Linked DNA regions of Homo sapiens: region 1 is linked to region 2. A link is an interaction called in ENCODE POLR2A ChIA-PET data of the cell type or tissue named here. Cell type or tissue: HepG2. All regions are shown on one strand. Each heading gives the region's core, and the rest is flanking DNA. Links, peaks and the distances in the headings are about the cores only.

Region 1 (5,000 bases), core at 1-5,000, 73 kb after region 2:
CTCAAGTCCCACCATAGGTCTCATATTCTCTCGACTCTCCTCTGTTCCCAACCTCCCCACCTTTTTTTTTTTTTTTTTTAAGATTCAAGGTCTTGCTATGTTTCCCAGGCCAGCTCTTCACAGGTGCCATCTTAGCTCACTGCCTTGAACTCCTGGCCTCAAGACATCCTCCCACCTCAGCCTCGAGTAGCTGGAACTACATGCACATCCCGACCCCCTTTTGGCAGAGGTTGATCAATGTAGATTTGCCAGTTAGGAAGGCATGAGTCAGCTGGGAAGACACAGGAGAGTGGGGTGGTGGGGGAGGCCAGGAGATAGTGGAGGGAGCTGTCCTTGGGAAGCTTCTCCTGCTATTGGCAGAGGCACTCATGCAACGTTAGGGGCCACACTGAGGCTCAGCCCTCTAGGCACACATCAGAGCCATTGTAATAATGCGAGCGCATTTAGAGGACGTCTGTCCTCCCTCCCTGGGTCTGAAGCTCCAATTCTTGTGGTATTTTGTCTCATTACTCTAGACCTGCTATCTTAATGGTGTCCCCAGATCTTCATGTATACTCTCGAATTATTTTTTATTTGTTTTTCTCATCCTCAGGGTGGGAGGGATGAAGGAAATTATCTGGACGATGCTCTCGTGAGACAGGATGCCCAGGTTGGTAGAACTGCAGCTTCTTTCTTCCAGCTTTCTTCTCTTTCGCCAATGAGACAGGCCTTAGTGGGTGGATAGCAACTTATATTACAGTGTATATTAGCCAGGCTTGGATATGTTCTTTAAAAATATTCCCACAGATAGCCTTTAATAACAGGTTTCTTGCAGAGGTACCTGGGGCTGGACATCATTATATAAGCACTCCTGGGTTCCAAGTTTCTCAACATTAGGACCATTGTGTGGCAATCCCAGAGAACCACTGTCTTCCGAATCCCGTGGAGGTGAAAGGGACTGTTCACTGTGCACTTTTACTTCATCAAAGAGGACATTTGATAGGACCTATATAAAATAGCTTGACACAGTGTATACCCTGCTGGGTAAAATTAATAGCAAACCCCAAGAGGCATTTGCCTCTCTGTTTCCCAGCCCAGTGATGGTTGTCCTGGAACCAACCCATGGTCTAATCAGCTGTGGCCAGATAACACTAACGATAATAGCTAATAAAAAGTGGGTCATTACCAGGTACCAAACACTGTTCTAAAATTTTTTTTTTTTTTTTGAGATGGAGTTTCACTCTTGTTGCCCAGGCTGGAGTGCAATGGCATGATCTTGGCTCACTGCAACCTCCGCCTCCTGGGTTCAAGTGATTCTGCTGCCTCAGCCTCCCAAATAGCTGGGATTACAGGTGCCTGCCACCATACCCGGCTAATTTTTTTCTATTTTTAGTAGAGACGGGTTTTCACCATGTTGGCCAGGCTGGTCTTAAACTCCTGACCTCTGGTGATCCGCCTGCCTTGGCCTCCCAAAGTGCTGGGATTACAGGCATGAGCCATCGCGCGTGGCCCACTGTTCTAAATTCTATATTAAGTATGTCATTGAATCTTTGCAATAACTTCATAAGGTAAGTATTGCTATCCCCATTTTACAAACAAGGAAACTGAGGCTCAGAGAGGTCAAGTACCTTGCTCAAGCTCAGAAAGATAATAAAGGGCAGAGCTAGGATTTGAACCAATTGGCATCTAGACCCAGTATTCTCTCTCTCTCTCTCTCTCTTTTTTTTTTTTTTTTTTTGAGACAGGGTCTCACTGTCGTCCAGACTGGAGTGTGGTGGTGTGATCTCAGCTCACCGCAACCTCCCCCTCCCAGGTTCAAGCAATTCTCCCACCTCAGCCTCCTGAGTATCTGGGATTACAGGATGCACCACCACCACCCGGCTAGTTTTTGTATTTTTAATAGAGATAGGGTTTCAACATGTTGGCCAGGCTGGTCTTGAACTCCTGACCTCAAATGATCCACCTGCCATGGCCTCCCAAAGTGCCGGGATTACAGGCATGAGCCACCGCGCCTGACCATAGACCCAGTATTCTTAACCAATACATAACCATAATGAGGGATTGGTTCCATTCAGTTTGTGAGGTATGAACAACTTTGTTTTATGCAAAAAAAAAGAACCTGTTGCTTTCATTAGAGGGGATAGAGGTATGTGTGTGGCTTGGGCTTCTTGGAGCACGGCAGCTGGGTTTCAAGAAGGAGCACCCAGAAAGCAAGCATTCCAATAGAAACAATGGCAGTTGCATGATTGTTTATGATCTAGCCTCAGAGATCAGTGTCACTTCCACTAACCTGTATTTTATTCTTTTTTTTTTTTTTTTTTTTTGAGATAGGGTCTTGCTCTGTCTCCCAGGCTGTTGTGCAGTGGCATGATCTCGGCCCACTGCAACCTTCACCTCCCAGGCTCAAGTGATCCTCCCACCTCAGCCTCCTGAGTAGCTGGACTACAGGCGTGTGCCATCATGCCTGGCTAAGTTTTAAATATTTTTTTGGTAGAGGTGGGGTTTTGCCATATTGCCCAGGCTGGTCTCAAACTCCTGGGCTCAAGCAACCTATCTGCCTTGGCCTTCCAAAGTGCTATGATTACAGGCATGAGCCACCGTGCCCAGCCCACAACTATGCTTTATTAATTAAAGCAATGTATTAGTCAGAATTCTTAAGAGGAACAGAACCAATAGAGAGAGAGAGCGAGAGAGACACAGAGGGGTGTGTGTGTGTGTGTGTGTGTGTGTGTGTGTGTGTGTGTGTGTGTGTGTGAGAGAAAGAGAGAGAGGATGGAGTTGGGCAAGTACCAGGATCTTCAGAGGGAATCAGCAAGCTGGAGATGCAGGCCAGCCTATGGTTTTGTTCCAGTCTGAGTCCAAAGGCCTGAGAACTAGGAGCAGTTCCCATCTGAAGGCCAGCAGGCTGGAAACCCATGAAGAGCTGATGTTCCAGTTCAAGTCCAAAGGCAGGAAAAAAACTGATGTCCTAGCTCAAGGCAGTCAGGCAGGAGGAGTCCCTCTCACTCTTGGGAAGGTCAGCCCTCTTCTTGAAAACAAAAGCTTTCAGCTGATTGTATGAGGGCCCCTCCTCCATATTGGATCATCCAAAAACCCTCACAGAAACACCCAGAATAATGTTTGAGCAAAAATCTGGGTAACCCATGGCTCAGTCAAGTTGACATAAAATAAATTGTCACAAGCCTGTTGAGATTCAAGTTTCAGAAGTGCTGAATAAGATGAACTCTTTTGAATTAGGTGAATTAGATGAACGCTTTCAGCTTTAAATTTTTATGATTATGTGAATTGACTCTAAAGCAGTGAGGGAATCAGAGAAAGAAGTGAAAAAATGGGGGAGTATATGGAGGTAAGCCCAATGAGCCACAATATGTGTGAGTTAAGATCTTTTTGAGAAATGTAACAGGCAAGCTGCTTATTAAAAATGAACAGTAATTCTGATTGAGCAATAATGTAGTTAAATTGAGCAGAATGAGTTTCCTATATTCCTACCTGGTTGGAATGTAAGCAATTGGCAATGGGTCCCTGGTTCTACTGTGAGACCTGTAGCCTCAGGAAAATCACAGATCATTCTAGAGCAGGGCTATCCAATAGAACTCCCCGCAGTGATGAGAACATTCCACATCTGCACTGTCCTGTATGGGTGACTACCGGCTACCTGTAGCCGCTGGGTACTTGAAATGAGGCCAATGTGATTGAAGAGCTGAATTTTAAATTGTATTTAATTTCAATTAACATTTAAACAGCCACATGTGGTTAGTGGCAACTGTAGGGGACAGCCCAAATCTAGGGCATTTCTTTTAGCTCTTAAGATAGAACCATGTAGTCTCCAGCTAGGGAACTGCTAGTGTTTGCCCTGACTCCCAGGGGGGTATGACAGGGTCCCAACAGCCTTATGCCTGAGGAAGGATCCTGAGTCATTTCCACTCACCACTACCATTTCCAACCCCATCACCAACAAAATAAAACTAAGCCAGCTCAGCTCTTTGAGCTTCTGGAAATATTTGCCTGTGTCCTGGCACATCGTTTTTGGAATTTTAGACCTGTGCTTTGTTTGGCTTCAGGACCTGTATGAGGCTGGAGAGAAGAAATGGGGGACAGATGAGGTGAAATTTCTAACTGTTCTCTGTTCCCGGAACCGAAATCACCTGTTGCATGGTAAGGCACTTACTTCATTTCCCAAAGAAAAGGAGTGAAAGATAGCAAAAACTATATTGCCCATAAGTAGTTGATAACCTTCCTCCTTCAGTTGGTACAAAGAACTGATTGTACCCAAGTGTCTTAGATTCTCACCCTGGAAATGTATTAGTCCAATGATGTATATGAAAGCTAATTTCTGAAAGATTAATTATGAATAATTAGAAAAAGTGCATGTAGTCATAGAAGTTTGGCATTCTTGTTTCTAGGAAACTGACCTTCACAGTCAGTCCTTTTTCTAAAGTAGCCCCAGTATTTTCATTCTAATGTAGTTACATATGAAAGTAATCTGTAGTAGATCAGGTAGCAATAAAATAGCAATGTTGGTTGATATTTATTCCTGTGTAATATCCAAGCTGTAAAGCTAATACAAGTGATTTCTTTAGGGGTTATGTTGTATAAGATGAATAGTGGATAATTTCAAATTTGATATGTTTCTAATTTGTTTCTGATAAATATAAACTTTGTAATGTGATTTTAACTTATTTGGGGGAAAGATACTAGACAATTTTAGAATATTTGCTGTCAGGTTCATATTCTTTTAAACAAGCAAGTAAGGATATAATAAGATATTTCATCTTTTATACGAGTTCTTTAGATCTTTAAGTACATTATAATTTTATAAACCCACCCACCATACCCTTTTAATCACACACACTGATTTGCAAAGCTTGTGGGAAATTTGAGAATGAGTTTGCTAAATTGAAAACATAAAGCAATTGAGAAGTACAACACATTCTGAAGTTGTAATTATTTCAGGTTTTTCACAGTGACAAAAAAACAGGTGATTACTCCTGTTAATCAATATCCCGGGCTACCATCAGGTA
Region 2 (14,096 bases), core at 7,115-12,114:
AGTAGAGTTCATCGAGTAAAGAGTATTACAGTGTTGGCTGGGCGTGGTGGCTCACGCCTGTAATCCCAGCACTTTGGGAGGCCAAGGCAGGCGGATCACCTGAGGTCGGGAGTTCGAGGCCAGCCTGACCAACATGGAGAAGCCCCGTCTCTACTAAAAATAAAAAATTAGTTGGGCGTGGTGGTGCATGCCTGTAATCCCAGCTACTCTGGAGGCTGAGGTAGGAGAATCACATGAACCCAGGAGGCGGAGGTTGCAGTGAGCTGAGATCGCACCATTGCACTCCAGCCTGGGCAATAAGAGCAAAACTCTGTCTCAAAAAAAGAAAAAAAAAAGATTACTACAGTGCCAAAAGCGGACCTTAGTCAAGAAGCGGTGCTGATCGAAGTCATGTTGCTTATCAGTTACCTTGCTATGCCATACATTATTTAGAGGCCCAGGTTGGATGTGGAGCAAGCTGTGGGTGCCACCTTTTCCTTGGAGACCATGATCTGTGACTTTCTTAAGGTCACCAGTTAGGAAATGGTAAAGTTGAGATTCAAACTCCTATTTTTATTTTGGAATTTAGTGAGGTTTTCTTTGCAAATAAATATGTTGTCAGTTTTTGTAAATGTTTAGTAGACAACTGAAAAAAATAGCCTTTAATAGTAAAATGAAGCATTATTAAAAACGCTTGTTCTTGTAGATAGAGTAAATTTTCATCTTTAGGGATATTGAGGCAAAATGTTTATTTACTTAATGAAAATTAACATCTGAATTAGTCTTAAGATTTACTGGAAAATAAAACATGAAGAATTATTGGTGTTAAGCTATTAATCTGCTATAACAGCTGTCATCTTAGATCTAACACCAGAAAACTGTTGGTAAAAATCTGCAATTTGGCTGGGCCTGGTGGCTCACACCTGTAATCCCAACACTTTGGGAGACTGAGGCTGGAGGATCACCTGAGCCCAGGAGTTTGAGACCAATCTGGGCAATATAGTGAGACCCCATCTACAAAAAATAGAAAAAATTAGGTGGGCATGGTGGGCATGCCTGTGGTCCCAGCTGAGGAGCCCAGCTCAGGAGGCTGAGCCAGGAGGATCACTTAAGCACAGGAAGTTGAGACTTCAGTGAGCAGTGATTGCACCACTGCACTCCAGCCTGGGTGACAGAGTGAAACCCTGTCTTAGAAAAAAAAAAAAAAGAAAAGACAGGAAAAGAAAATAAGGTGTTTTCTGTGAACTCTAGTCCAGTTCATAAATATTAATTCTGCCTTATGAATAATAATATTCAGATTTGTCCATTTTTGGCCTGTTTTAATCTATGAAAGACAAAGCAGAAGCTGTTTAAAATTTACTTTTGCTTCATACTGTAAAACTTAAAAAATACTTTCTTCTTTGACCTCTTAGGTGTTATGTTTTTTATGTTCCCGAATTTTTTTTACAGTTCTATATAATTTTTTATGCTTACTCATCCTTGAAGGTTGAAAACTCTATCCATGCTTTGCATTTGTTCCAATATGGGATGAGCTATTTTTTTTTTTTAATCTGGCCTTACTGAATCAATGAGCTAATTCTTTTTGGCTCCCTGCCTGTCTATTTTGATGCTCTTAGAATCTTCCTCTCATTATCCTAGGCTGCAGGGTTGGGTACCTTCCAGCAGCTTGAAAGGATGGTGGAGGAAGCCATCTGGCAAGGAAAGTCACCCTGGCAAAGTTTCTTCTCAAGGCTTTGCTAACCCACTGTCCCAAGGAGCCAAAGGTTATCTGGCCTCTAGTCTCTCCTCCTCACTGGCCAGCAGCCAGACTGGACGTGGCCTGGCCATCCTCCTGAGACTACCATTGCCAATATTGTAACAGTGAGAGAAATCGAACATAGCTGACTCCATCTTGCTTCTGACCTCACAAGCTAACTGCCTTCGTGCATTCCTGCATGTAGACTAAGCTAATCATGGAAAGAATTTAGATTATAGTTTAACTGTAGAACTAATGATTACCTCTGTTTTGAAATAGACCCCTGAGGAGATAAGGAAGTATGCACACAACATTTAAACAATGCTGTCTTGACGATTTATAGCAATAACGTGGACCTGACAAGCATTTGACCATGAACAAAGAAGTTTTGCAACCTCCTTGGAGCCCTGCTGATGCCCAGATGTCTGTGGTCACCAGTCACCTCTAGACCTTAACCCCTCTCTGTTCTCCCTTCCCCTAACATAAAAGGAGCCAAAAAAATCCATGAACTTAAGATGATTCTTTAGGACACTAGGCCACCATTTTCTCAGTTTGCTTGTTCCCCCCAAAAAAGTCATCTTCCAGCCGGGTGCAGTGGCTTAAACCTGTAATCCCAGCACTTTGTTTCTCCGGTTTTTGAGATAGGAGGGGCCCTCTAGTAGTGTCAACTTGAGTATAGTGTACCCACAGTTTTATTCCAGCAAACTTCACTGATGAGTGGGTATTCAGCAACATCTCAAACAATCCCATTCACTTGTTCCTTCTAGGTGTCATTCCACAGTCACCCCTTGTCAACCCTGCCCAGTTCCACTGAAAGTAGCCAAATGAGAGACAACATCCTGTTGTCCCCAACTCCACAAGATTATGGAATGAACCTTTGATACTGGGGAATTGTAACAGTGAAAGAAATCTAACATAGCTGACTCCATCTTGCTTCTAACCTCACAAGCTAACTGCTTTTGCTCATTCCTGCCTGTAGGCCAAGCTAATCATGGAAAGAATTTATTTTATATTTTAACTGTAGAACTAATGACTATCTGTCTTTTGAAACAGACCTCTGAGGAGGTAAGGAAGTATATACACAAGTAACAATGCTATCTTAAAGATTTATAGGAAAAGGGTGGATCTGACAAGCAGTTAACTATGAACAAAGAAGATGTGCAACCTCCTTGGACCCCTGCTGATGCCCAGATGTCTGTGGTCACCAGTCACCTCTGGACTTTAACTCCTTCCCTGTTCCCCTTTCCCCCAACATAAAAGGAGCCTAAAAATCTATCGACTTAGGGTGCTTTAGAACACTAGTCCACCATCGTCTTGGTTTACTGGCTCCCTGAAACAAAGTCATCTTCCTTGCCCCAACACCTTGTCTCTCAACTTGTTGGCTGCTGTGCAGTAAGCAGTATGAGCTTTGGACTCAACTGCAGTATCAGAGGGGAGACTTGCCACTCTGGGAAAAAAAAAATCCCCTATTTGCATGTCTTGGGCCATTTCAGTGAGTATTTAGAGAGGAGATTCAGAAGTCTAGGCTAAAACCCAATTTTACCTGGCAGTGTTCTGCTTGTCTATCGCTCCAAAAAATAACACTCAAAATTCAGGGGTGTGAAACAATCACAATCATTTATTATTATCTCTCATGATTCTGGTGATTGACTGGGCTCAGCTAGTTAGTTCCCACTCAGAATGTGTCAACTGGCTACCATGAGACAGCGATCATACTGGAGTGGCCTTGAAGGCTTCCTAGTCACATGTCTGGCACTGAGACAGGGAAAACTCAAACTGCTGGGGCATGAAACAGCCAAAGCTCCTTGACTCTTTATTTTCATGGGTTCTATTTACATGATCTCTGCAACATGGTGGTTTCAGGGCTGCTGTACTTATATACTCCAAAGGCACATGTTCTGAGCAAGAGAGCTAACCGATGCCTAGAGCTAGATGACCAGGTCTCCTTTTAAGACCCAGTTTTGAAAGTCACATAGCATTACTTTGGTTGTGCAGTCACAGAAACCCATCTAAGAAGCCTACCTGGGTTCAAGGGGAAAGGACTTAGATGCCACCTCTTGATTGAGGTGGGGGGCAGGGTTTTTGGAAGAGCACATGGGACTGAACATATTGTTGCTGCAATTCTGAAAAATACAATCTGCAGCAGGAAGTTTAATGCAACTTGTAGAATTAATAAATGATTGTATACCATTAATAGTAACACTTCTTGACACCTACTCTATGAGAGTATCTAACTCATCGAACCGTGTGAGGATTAAATCATTAATATCATATATTTAAAGCACCTAGAATACTGACTGGCACATAGTAAGTGCACACAGTAAGTAAATGTTAGCTGTACTCTATAGTTAAGAAAAATTAGAAGTCTGTAACTATAGTATTAACTAATTACCCTTCCCCATCATTCAATTCTCAGTTGTTCATTCTGCTATTCCCTTTTTTTAGAAAAAAGTTTCTTGGTTTATGTCCTTGTTTAGGTGGAAAAGCTTTCACCATCTGAAAACTTCTTAAGAAAAGGTACATGGGAGATAAACATTTTGAAATTGTACGTGTCTGGAATATATTTACCCCCACATTTGACTGCTAATTTGTATGTGTATGAGAATCTATGTTAGAAATAATTTTCTCTCAGCATTTTATTTACTTATTTATTTAATTTATTTAGATACAGAGTCTCGCTCTATCACTCAGGTTGGAGTGCAGTGGTGCCATCTTGGCTCACTGAAACCTCCAGTTCCCAGGTTCAAGTGATTCTCATGCTTCAGCCTCCTGAGTATCTGGGATTACAGGTGACCACCACCACGCTTGGCTAATTTTTGTATTTTTTAGTAGAGATGGGATTTCAACAAGTTGGCCAGGCTGGTCTTGAACTCCTGTCCTCAAGTGATCCACTCACCTTGGCCTCTCAGAGTGCTGGGATTACAGGTGTGAGCCACTGCACCCAGCCTACTCTCAGCATTTTAAAGACATTATTCCATTGTCTTTCAGTTTCATGTGTTGCTACTGAGAAATCAGATGCCATTCCGATTCTGGATCCTTTATGTGAAACCTTATTTCCTCCTGGGTACTTGTAAGATCTTCCCTATGTCCTCAGTCTTCTAAAGTTTTATCACAATGTTGCCTTGGTGTGGTTCTGGTTTTGTCCATTGCACTATGCTCAGTGAGCACTTTCAATGTGGAAATTCATGCTCTTTAGTTCTCAAAATATATAATTGAATTATTTAATTCATTTCTTCCCCTGTTTCCCAGATGTCCAAGGCTGGCTTTCTAATCTTCTTATCCTTTCTTATTTCTTTCCCTTCTCTTTGCCTTCTGTCTATGCATTCTAGGATATTTTCTAACTTTATCTTCTTAACATTCTACTCAGTTTTTTATTTTTGCTATCAGATTTTTAATTTAAAAGAGCTGTGTTTGGTTCTATGAGTGTTCCTTTTTTAGGGTATTTATTTATTTACTTATTGAGATAGTGTCTCGCTATGTCACCCAGGCTAGAGTGCAGTGGCTGTTCACAGGTGTGGTCATAGCCTCAAACTCCTGGGCTCAAGTTGTCCTCCTGCCTCAGCCTACCAAGCAGCAGGGACTACAGGCTCATGTCATCGCACCCAGCTTTTCTGTTTTATTTGATCTTTCTCAGAGAAGATCAATAATAGATTTCTCAGTTTTCTTCTCCCCCTATACTCTTTTTCTTCCTTTTCTCTTTTTTCCTGTTAGCATGTTTTGGGTTCTGTTTTTAATGTCAGATCCTTCCCCTACATTGTGATGACCTTCAGCTGCCTGCTCTTACTTAAGTGTGCCAGATTTAGCAACAAAAAGAAAGAAAAAAAAGACAGGACATCTGGTTAAATTTGAATTTTAGATAAACAATGAATAATTTTTAGTATAAGTATGTCTCATGCAATATTTGGACATACTTATAGTACATAAGTATTTTATATTTTAGTAAAACATTAATTGGTGTTTAACTGAAAATCAAATCTAACTAAGTGTCCTGTATTTTATCTCGCAACCCTAAGAGTGAGGTCTACAAAGCTGCCTGGAAGCCCTGAGTGCGTGTGTAAGTGGGTGGGGCTTGACAAGGGTGAGTTTACCAACAGGTTGCTCCAGTTTCATTGCATAAATGATTACATCTCTTCAGGTCTTTCCTCTTAGATTCCCCAAAGAAAAGTATTCCAAACTCTCCAGCCTGGTGAGTTTGAACTTGGCTGCCAGAGTTCTAGGAGCCAAGCGGGAAGAATACCAAGCAGCTCAGTAGGCATCATCTTAAGTTTCATATGGCTCTTCAATTTCAGTACAGTAGCCCTAGTCTTGTGTTAATCTCATGGCCTTGATGAAAGATGGCTGCAAATTCTTTGCACCCTCCCACCCCTCCCCACTCAGGGATGGAGCCTAATCCCCTTCCCTTAAATCTAGACTGGCCCTAGTGACTGGCATGATTTATAGAATGCAACAGAAATAATGTTCAACAGCTTCCAAGCGTGCATAAGAAGGCTTGTAACTTCTGCCTGGATGTCTTGGAGTAAACTTTCTGGAAACCCTGAGCCTCCATGAAGGAAATCTGACCCTGAGCCTGCCATGTGAAGGGGCATGTGTAGATGCTCTAGTTGACAGTGCCAGTTGAGACCAACCTTCCAGCTCTTCTTATCATGGTACCCAATATGTGAGTTCTCCAGACTGGCCCATCTGCCAGCTGGATAACACCAAGTGACCTTTCTTGATGCCAGGTGGAATAGAAGAATTGCTCAGTTCAAATTCAGACCCACAAAATCATGAGATATAATGGTCACTGTTTTATGTAACCTTCAAGTGTTGGGATGGTTTTTTAGGCAGCCTTAGATAACCAGAACACCTCAACTACATCTGATGTCCCCATTCCAGAGAGCCACTGCATGATTCTTCAGAGAACATCCTTCCAATCATCCACCCTCGTGGAAGAGGGACCGTGGCCACTGTGCAGTGTTGGGAATGCTGACTGCTTCTTGTACAGACTTACAAGAAATCGTCCTGGGTTTAGTCTCACCTACACACCCACTTTCAGACACATCCAGTGCAGCAAACTCTCCTATCCCGAGAAATCCTACTGTCATGTTGCTTCTCGGTTTTCCCTACTCCTGGTTTGGAAGTCGGCTTTCTGAGGTCTGTTAAGTCAGTTATCACCTGTCCACGTGCTTTCCAGGTTCCAAACTCTTATTATTTTTCCTCTCTTGTTCCCTTGTCCTTGTGAGATTTTTAATTTTTTTTTATTTAAAAAAGTGGTTTTTTTAGGGGGGTGGGGTGGGGACAGAGTCTCACTCTGTCACCCAGGCTGGAGTGCAGAGGCATAGCTCACTGCAGCTTCAAACCCCTGGGCTCAAGTGATTTTCCTGCCTCAGCCTCCCCAGTAGCTGGGACTAGAGGCGTGCGTCACTAGGCTTGGCTAATTTTTTTTTTTTTTTTAAAGAGACACGGTGGGTGGGAGAGAGAGTCTCATTATGTTGCCCAGGCTGATCTCGAACTCCTGACCTCAAGCCATCCTCCCACCGCGGCCTTCCAACGTGCTGGTGTTACAGGCGTGAGCCACAGCACCCAGCCCTATCTTTAATTTAAAGGCTCCTTGGAGTGGAATTTCAACAATTATATTAATTTTTTAAATACTCTTAGATCAGGTTTCCTGGAAACAGAGCCTGACCCTAGGATTCTTGTGCAAGTGCTGTAGTGAGGGTATTCTCGAGGGAAGCCTCCGAGTAAGTGAGGGAAATAGGATAGGCCAGAGGGAGAAACTGAGCAAAGATATGGTTTCTGATGAAGTTTATCCTCAGTCTGATCCCATGGGAACTCTGGCATATGAAGGGTACCACAGATTTATTCCTGGCCTTTTATAAGCTAAAAAAGTTAGCCTCTGGCCATGGCTTCCTCAGTCTGGTCTGAGCGCAGATGTCAGCAGATGGGGGCAATGAAGGGGCAGTGACCTGGGGCTGGATGCACCCACCTAGTAAAGGTTATTTACGCGGGGTGCCAACGCATCTACTTCATTCCTAAACTTTATTTTTTTCATGTAGCTTAATTTTTTCTTTCTTTTTCTTTTTCTTTTTTAGGGACAGGTTTTCGCCATGTAGCCCAGGATAATCTCCCAAACTCCTAGCCTCAAGCAACCACCTGGGCCTCCCAAAGTGTTGGGATTACAGTCTGAGCCACCTCACCTGGCCTAATTGTTGCTTGTAAGGGATGCAGTGTCTCTCTAATCTTGCTTAAGAAATGAATTATCTGTATTTCATTTTTTTTCCTACTGTTTGACCTTTAATTTTTTGTTTTGTTTTGTTTTTGTTTTTGTTTTTGTTTTGAGACAAGGTCTCACCCTGTCGCCCAGGCTGGAGTGCAGTGGTGCAGTCATAGCTCACAGCAACATTGAACTCCTGGGTTTAGAGTGATCCTCCTGCTTCAGCCTGGCTAGTAGCTGGGACTACAGGCGTGGCTATGCACCCGGCTAATTATTTATTTATTTTTTGTTTTCTTTTCTTTTTTTCTTTCTTTTTCTTTTCTTTCTTCCTCTTTTTTTTTTTTTTTTTTTTTAGACAATGTCTCACTCTGTCGCCCAGGCTGGCGTGCAGTGGCGCAATCTCAGCTTACTGAGCCTCTGCCTCCCGGGCTTGGGTGTTTATCCCACCTCATCCGACTGAATAGCTGGGACTACAGGCGCATGCCACCACACCCGGCTATATATATGTTTTTTTTTTTTTTTTTTTTGAGATGGGATTTCACCACATTGGCCAGGCTTATCTCGAACTCCTGGGCTAAAGTGATCCACTTGCCCTGGCCTCCCAAAGTGCTGGGATTACAGGCATGAGCCACTGTGCCCAGCCTTAATTTTTTAAGTTATCATATGCAGATAAAAGAGGCAGAACCAGTTTTAGTATCCAAATCAGTCTGATCCTAAAACCCGTGCTCTAAACCATATTAAACCACCTTTTAAAATTACATCTTAATGAAATAATTTAATGTTACCTCTCCAGCTTTAAGGGTGCCATTAACCACTTAGATTTTGATGTGTCGGATGGAAAACACTCCCCAAACGGGCTATTCTCTGTTTTTTAAAAAAACTGAATTTGCCTATAGACTCAACGGATTCATTCTGCAAGCATTCACTACGTGGCGAAATCGGTGCTGGGCATGGGTGCAAAGACGACCTAGCCCTAGTTGGTGTCTTCAAGAGGCTGCGTCCAGCAGGGGAAGCAGATATGAAAACACAGAACTATTACAAGGGATGAGCGCCGCGCCAAGCCGAACCTGGGAGCTACGGACAGTGTCTAAACTTTAGTCACTCACAGGAGTACAAAGATCCGGGGCTGCTCCTAACTCCTACTCCAAAGCTTTCCTGGCCTGCTGGGCGCACAGGGAAGAGGGAAGTGCTGGAAACTTTTGGGAATGTGTGTTTTCATGTGAAAGAGGGGAATGAAATGTATCCTTCAGATTTCACTTTCTACTTTTCCGGCCACGGGCTCGGCACGACCTGCCGTTGGGAGACGAACGGTTTCCCGAGGTGGGGGGAAGCGCGGATTTGCCGCGGGACTCCGGCTTGGCGCGGAGCTGGGCGCGGCAGGCGCAGGGAGGAACTGGCGAGGTGGCCCGGGCTCGGCCCTCCGAGGGTGTGGAGCGCCCGGGAAACGGGACCCCAAGAATCCAACTGCTCCCACCCTGCGCGGCCAGGAGCGGGGCTGGCGATACTGGGGACACTGTCCAATCCGGGCAGGGGGCGAGGCCGGGGGACCGGGCGGGCCTGGGGAGCAGGCACGTGTGGAGGGCGGACCCGCCGGGGGTCGAGGCCTGCCTCTCCGAGAGCTCCTGGCGCGGCCGTCCCGGCCCGGGGCCCCAGGTGCGCTTCCCCTAGAGAGGGATTTTCCGGTCTCGTGGGCAGAGGAACAACCAGGAACTTGGGCTCAGTCTCCACCCCACAGTGGGGCGGATCCGTCCCGGATAAGACCCGCTGTCTGGCCCTGAGTAGGGTGTGACCTCCGCAGCCGCAGAGGAGGAGCGCAGCCCGGCCTCGGTACGAGGGGTAAAGGGGCTCCGGGCCGGGGGTCCTGGGCTCAGGGAACGGGGAGCGTGGCCCGGGAGCGTCTCGCGGGGATGCCCGGCTCCGCGCTGCACCCCAGAGTGGGTGCTCGCCGCCGGCTTGCGGGCAAGCCCGGGCGGCCACAGGGTGGAGGGGGCCAGCGGGCCCTGGACTCGCTCCGGGTGGGCGAGAGGGAGGCGAGCGCGGTGCTTAACCGCTGGCACCATCCAGGACATCCAGGGCCGCTTACACGGCTCAGGACGCGGGTCAGAGACCACGGCAGTTATTTATTCAGTCCATGTGCTAGGCTTTGCATCAAAAAGAAAGGACCGAGATAATCTTGCCTGTAGCTAACTCCTCCTAACACCTCTTACAGTTTACTTTTTAATTCTTTACTCCATTTAAGAAACTTACTCCTTTCTCCTAGATCCTTACCACTTTCTTACCTTCTCGTGTGTCTAATGCCCTCGGCACAGTGCCCGGCACATCGGAGTCTGATTATTATAGGGTCCATGACTTGAGTTGGCTGGTGGCGCAGTCTCAGCATTTTGTCATGACTTTGACCAGCTGGAGACTTTGGTGCCAAGGAGGAAGGCTTCTCAACCATTTACCGGCAGAAGTGACCCCCGGGGCAATGCAAGTCTTCTGAGCTGACAGAGCAGAGTGGGTCCTGCATAACTCGTGCTTTACATGGAACTGGGCATCTGCTCTCTCCTGCTGACAGTGGGAAGGATAGATAAGGTGTCCCTCTCCAAGTTATCCATTCTCCTGCCCACCAGTCCATGACACCCCACCACCCCCTTCCACTCCCTACTGTTTGCCCTTTAATTTTTTGTTTTGTTTTGTTTTGAGACGAGGTCTCACTCCTGTAGCCCAGGCTGGAGTGCAGTGGCTGGATACAGTTCACTCTGCCTCCCAGGCTCAGGTGTTTCACCCACCTCAACCTCCTGAGTAGCTGAGACTACAGGTGCATGCCACCACGTGCCTATAGTCTCAGCTATTCAGGAGGTAACTGGTAACTCTATTGATAACCAAACCCTAGATTTTTTTTTTTGAGATGGAGTCTTGCTCTGTTGCCCAGGCTGGAGCGCAGTGATATGATCTCTGCTCACTGCAACCTCCGCCTTCTGGGTTCAAGAGATTCTCCTGCCTCAGCCTCCCGAGTAGCTGGGACTACAGGCGTGTGCCAACACGCCTGGCTAATTTTTGTATTTTTAGTAGAGATGGGGTTTTAACATGTTGGTCAGGCTGGTCTTGAACTCCTGACCTCAGGTGATCCACCTGCCTTAGCCTCCCAAAGTGCTGGGATTACAGGCATGAGCCACCGTGCCCAGCGGCCAAACCCTAGGTTTTTAGTTGCCAGGGAATTCTCAGACACAGGTGGAAGAGCAAGTAGGAGAGGAAGTGGACAGGGATAAGAAAACGGATAACCCCATGACCCAAGAGCTGCTGACTCTCCAGAGCCCTATCAGGCCAAGGCCATCCTCATTCAGCTCATGTCAGATTTCTGTTGATTGAAGATAGAGACACAAGTACACCCCTGCCCCCACCCACACATAGACAGGCACAGACACACAACTACTGGATCAAGGGCTTCTGTGAATTTCCCTCCTAGATGTTCTTGCATTTGGTTAGGGATAATGTTTCTCTGCAAGCAATTTAGAGAGTAACCCGCACAGTCAAGCCATGTACCACTCCAGGCCTTGGTGTTTAAAGGGTGAGCCTCCTGGTCATCCCCAGGCTCATGTCCAGTGGCATGTTTCTTTGTTTATGTCCAGCCACTCATTTGTTTTCCTGAGCTCATTTATTATCTGCTTTTAGACTAAGCCTGCTTTTCTCCAAGGGAGATAAAGATGAGTGGCAGGCACTGGGGATTGTGGGCAGTGTGCCAGGGAGTACCTGAAGTTCCAGAATAAACAAGGGGTGGGGAAGCCTGGGCAACATAGCAAGACCCCGTCTCTACAAAAATTTTAAAAATTACTTGGGCATGGTGACACCCACCTGTAGTCCCAGCTACTTGGGAGGCTGGGAGGGAGTTTCACTTAAGCCCAGGAGTTCAAGGCTGCAGTGAGTTATGATCACACCATTGCACTGCAGCCTGGGTAATAGAGTGAGGCCCTGTCTGAAAAACAAACAAACAAACAAACAAAAACAAGAGGAGGAGATTTTCTTTGAGTGTCATTTTTACACAAATATTTGAAATTAAAAAACACTTTTTATACTAAAACAATCACAGATATATTTTGAAGTAGAATCCAAAAATTGTATACCTTTTAAATCTAAAACAAGAAACCTCAAAAACATTTTGCTTGGGATTTGAGCTGCAATTTGGTCCAAACCTAGCCCTTGAGGGTTTGTTTTCACTGCAATTAGGGCTACTTATGGAGGCAGTTTGATAGACACTGCAGTGTCCTCCCTGGAGCAACTTTGAGTAACACTCATCCTAGGCTGTCTTATCTAATCTTCACTTCAACCTGCAATGGGGTTATTAACGTTGGTTTACAGCTGAGGATCCCAAGGTTCCATATCATAATCCTTGGTCAAGTTCAGACCATTTGTGAACGAAAGCTTAAATCCAGCTGCCAGGATACAAAAGCCTGTTCTCTTATCCTCTCTGCCCTACCATAACTCCATCAGTGCTTGGTTCATAGTAATTTGGATTTGTGGCTTCGTAGATTGTTAACTAAATCTTGAACAAGTGTTTTCCTTTTTCTTATTTTCTTCTTGTCAAGCTGATATGAAATGGGGTTGAATGAACAAGAACTGTTTCAACTGGAAAGGGAGCACACTGCTGTTGTCCCAGCTACTTGGGAGCCTGAGGCAGGAGGATCCCTTGAGCCCAGGAGTTTGAGACTGCAGTGAGCTATGATTGTGCCACTGCACTCCAGCCTAGGTGACAGAGTGAGATCCTGTCTCTAAATAAAAAGAAAAAAAAATAAGTTTGCAGTGAGTGTGAGGGGTGCATGCTAGCCAGCAGCCCTAAATGCCAGAGGGGTTTGACATGTGGATAAGGGAATAAACTCGCTCTTTGAGGTGTTTGGCAGAGCTGGGTGGTGGGCTCTGGTTGAATTTGAGGAAGTAGTTTTTAAAACCCATAGGCTGGGTGGCCTTGATGTTGGCGAGAGCTCTGTCACTACAAGTTTAGGCAGAGGTTCACAGCCCTTTTCTGATGGAGCTGGGAAGGGTTAGCAGATTAAGCTCAGTTAACTTCTAAATCTATAGTTCCCAAACTTCAGGGTGCATCAGAATCACCCAGGAAGCTTGTACAATATGCAGATTCTGCTTATTTAAGCAGCTCCTTGGATGATTGTGATTCAGGCCTCACTTTGAGAAACTATGCTTTATTTTTTTTATTTTTTTATTTTTTGAGACAGAGTCTTTCTCTGTCACTCAGGCTGGAGTGCAATGGTGCCATCTCAGCTCACTGCAACCTTTGCCTCCCAGGTTCAAGCGATTCTCCTGCCTCAGCCTCCTGAGTAGCTGGGTCTACAGGTGCATGCTACCACACCCAGCTAATTTTTGTATTTTTAGTAGAGGTGGGGTTTCACCATATTGGCCAGGCTGGTCTCGAACTCCTGACCTCAGATGATCCGCTTGCATCAGCCTCCCAAAGTTCTGGGATTACAGGTGTGAGCCACCACGCCCGGCTGAGAAACTATGCTTTAGAAACACTTATATGAATATGTGCATACTTCATAAATTGAATAAAGCATTAATAAAAACATATCACCTTCCCAAGGAAACTTAGGTTTTGGTCATTATGTATAAACTCTAGGTAATGTGGTAAATGCTAAAACCTTCCTTCTCAAGGATAGTTCTTTTGTTTGTTTATTTGTTTGTTTGTTTTCGAGGCAGAATCTTGCTCTGTCACCCAGGCTGGAGTGCAGTCGTGCGATCTTGGCTCACTGCAACCTCTGCCTCCCAGGTTCAAGTGATTCTCCTGCCTCAGCCTCCCAAGTAGCTGGGATTACAGGCACACGCCACCATGCCAGGCTAATTTTTGTATTTTTAGTGGAGACGGGGTTTCACCATGTTTGCCAGGGTGGTCTCAAACCCCTGACCTCATGATCCACCCGCCTCGGCCTCCCAAAGTGCTGGGATTACAGATGTGAGCCACTGCGCCCGGCCAAGGATAGTTCTTTATTATACCAATCACATCTCCCTTGTGATTTGATTAACAGGTTTTTTTTCCCCTGCAAACTCACCACATAGTCTTATAGTGCTAACACCTCTAGAACAATGTAGAGCTCCAACTAAAGGTTTTTTTGTTTGTTTGTTGTTTAACTTAATTGAAACTGAATAGATTACTACATTAATTCCCTGAGGAATTTAGGATTTCTATCTAAGGCTTGTTGT

The links. Peaks named below come from ENCODE experiments on the same cell type or tissue, not always from the same donor. Only the 100,000 strongest peaks of a DNase experiment are listed, where the experiment ranks them.
Region 1: POLR2A ChIA-PET joins it to region 2 with 31 read pairs; 22 of 35 experiments call an interaction of 5 or more read pairs at or near these places.

Annotation. Positions count from the first base shown.
Region 1 is chr2:69,812,061-69,817,060 of GRCh38, forward strand. ANXA4 (annexin A4) reads left to right here. Exons shown (of 13, transcript NM_001153.5): 8 at 593-649; 9 at 4,041-4,134. Among named protein-coding and RNA genes, the nearest start is that of GMCL1, 15 kb to the right of the region's middle. In HepG2, for the core only: no CTCF peak of the experiment used is centred there; no DNase peak of the experiment used is centred there.
Region 2 is chr2:69,732,442-69,746,537 of GRCh38, forward strand. It overlaps ANXA4 (annexin A4), which reads left to right and starts at 9,693. Exons shown (of 13, transcript NM_001153.5): 1 at 9,693-9,734. RefSeq lists silencers at 9,332-9,511, 9,722-9,961. In HepG2, for the core only: a CTCF peak has its summit at 8,934 (motif pointing right); DNase peaks (open chromatin) are centred at 8,360, 8,960, 9,520, 11,240 and 1 weaker place; H3K4me3 peaks cover 3,657 bases.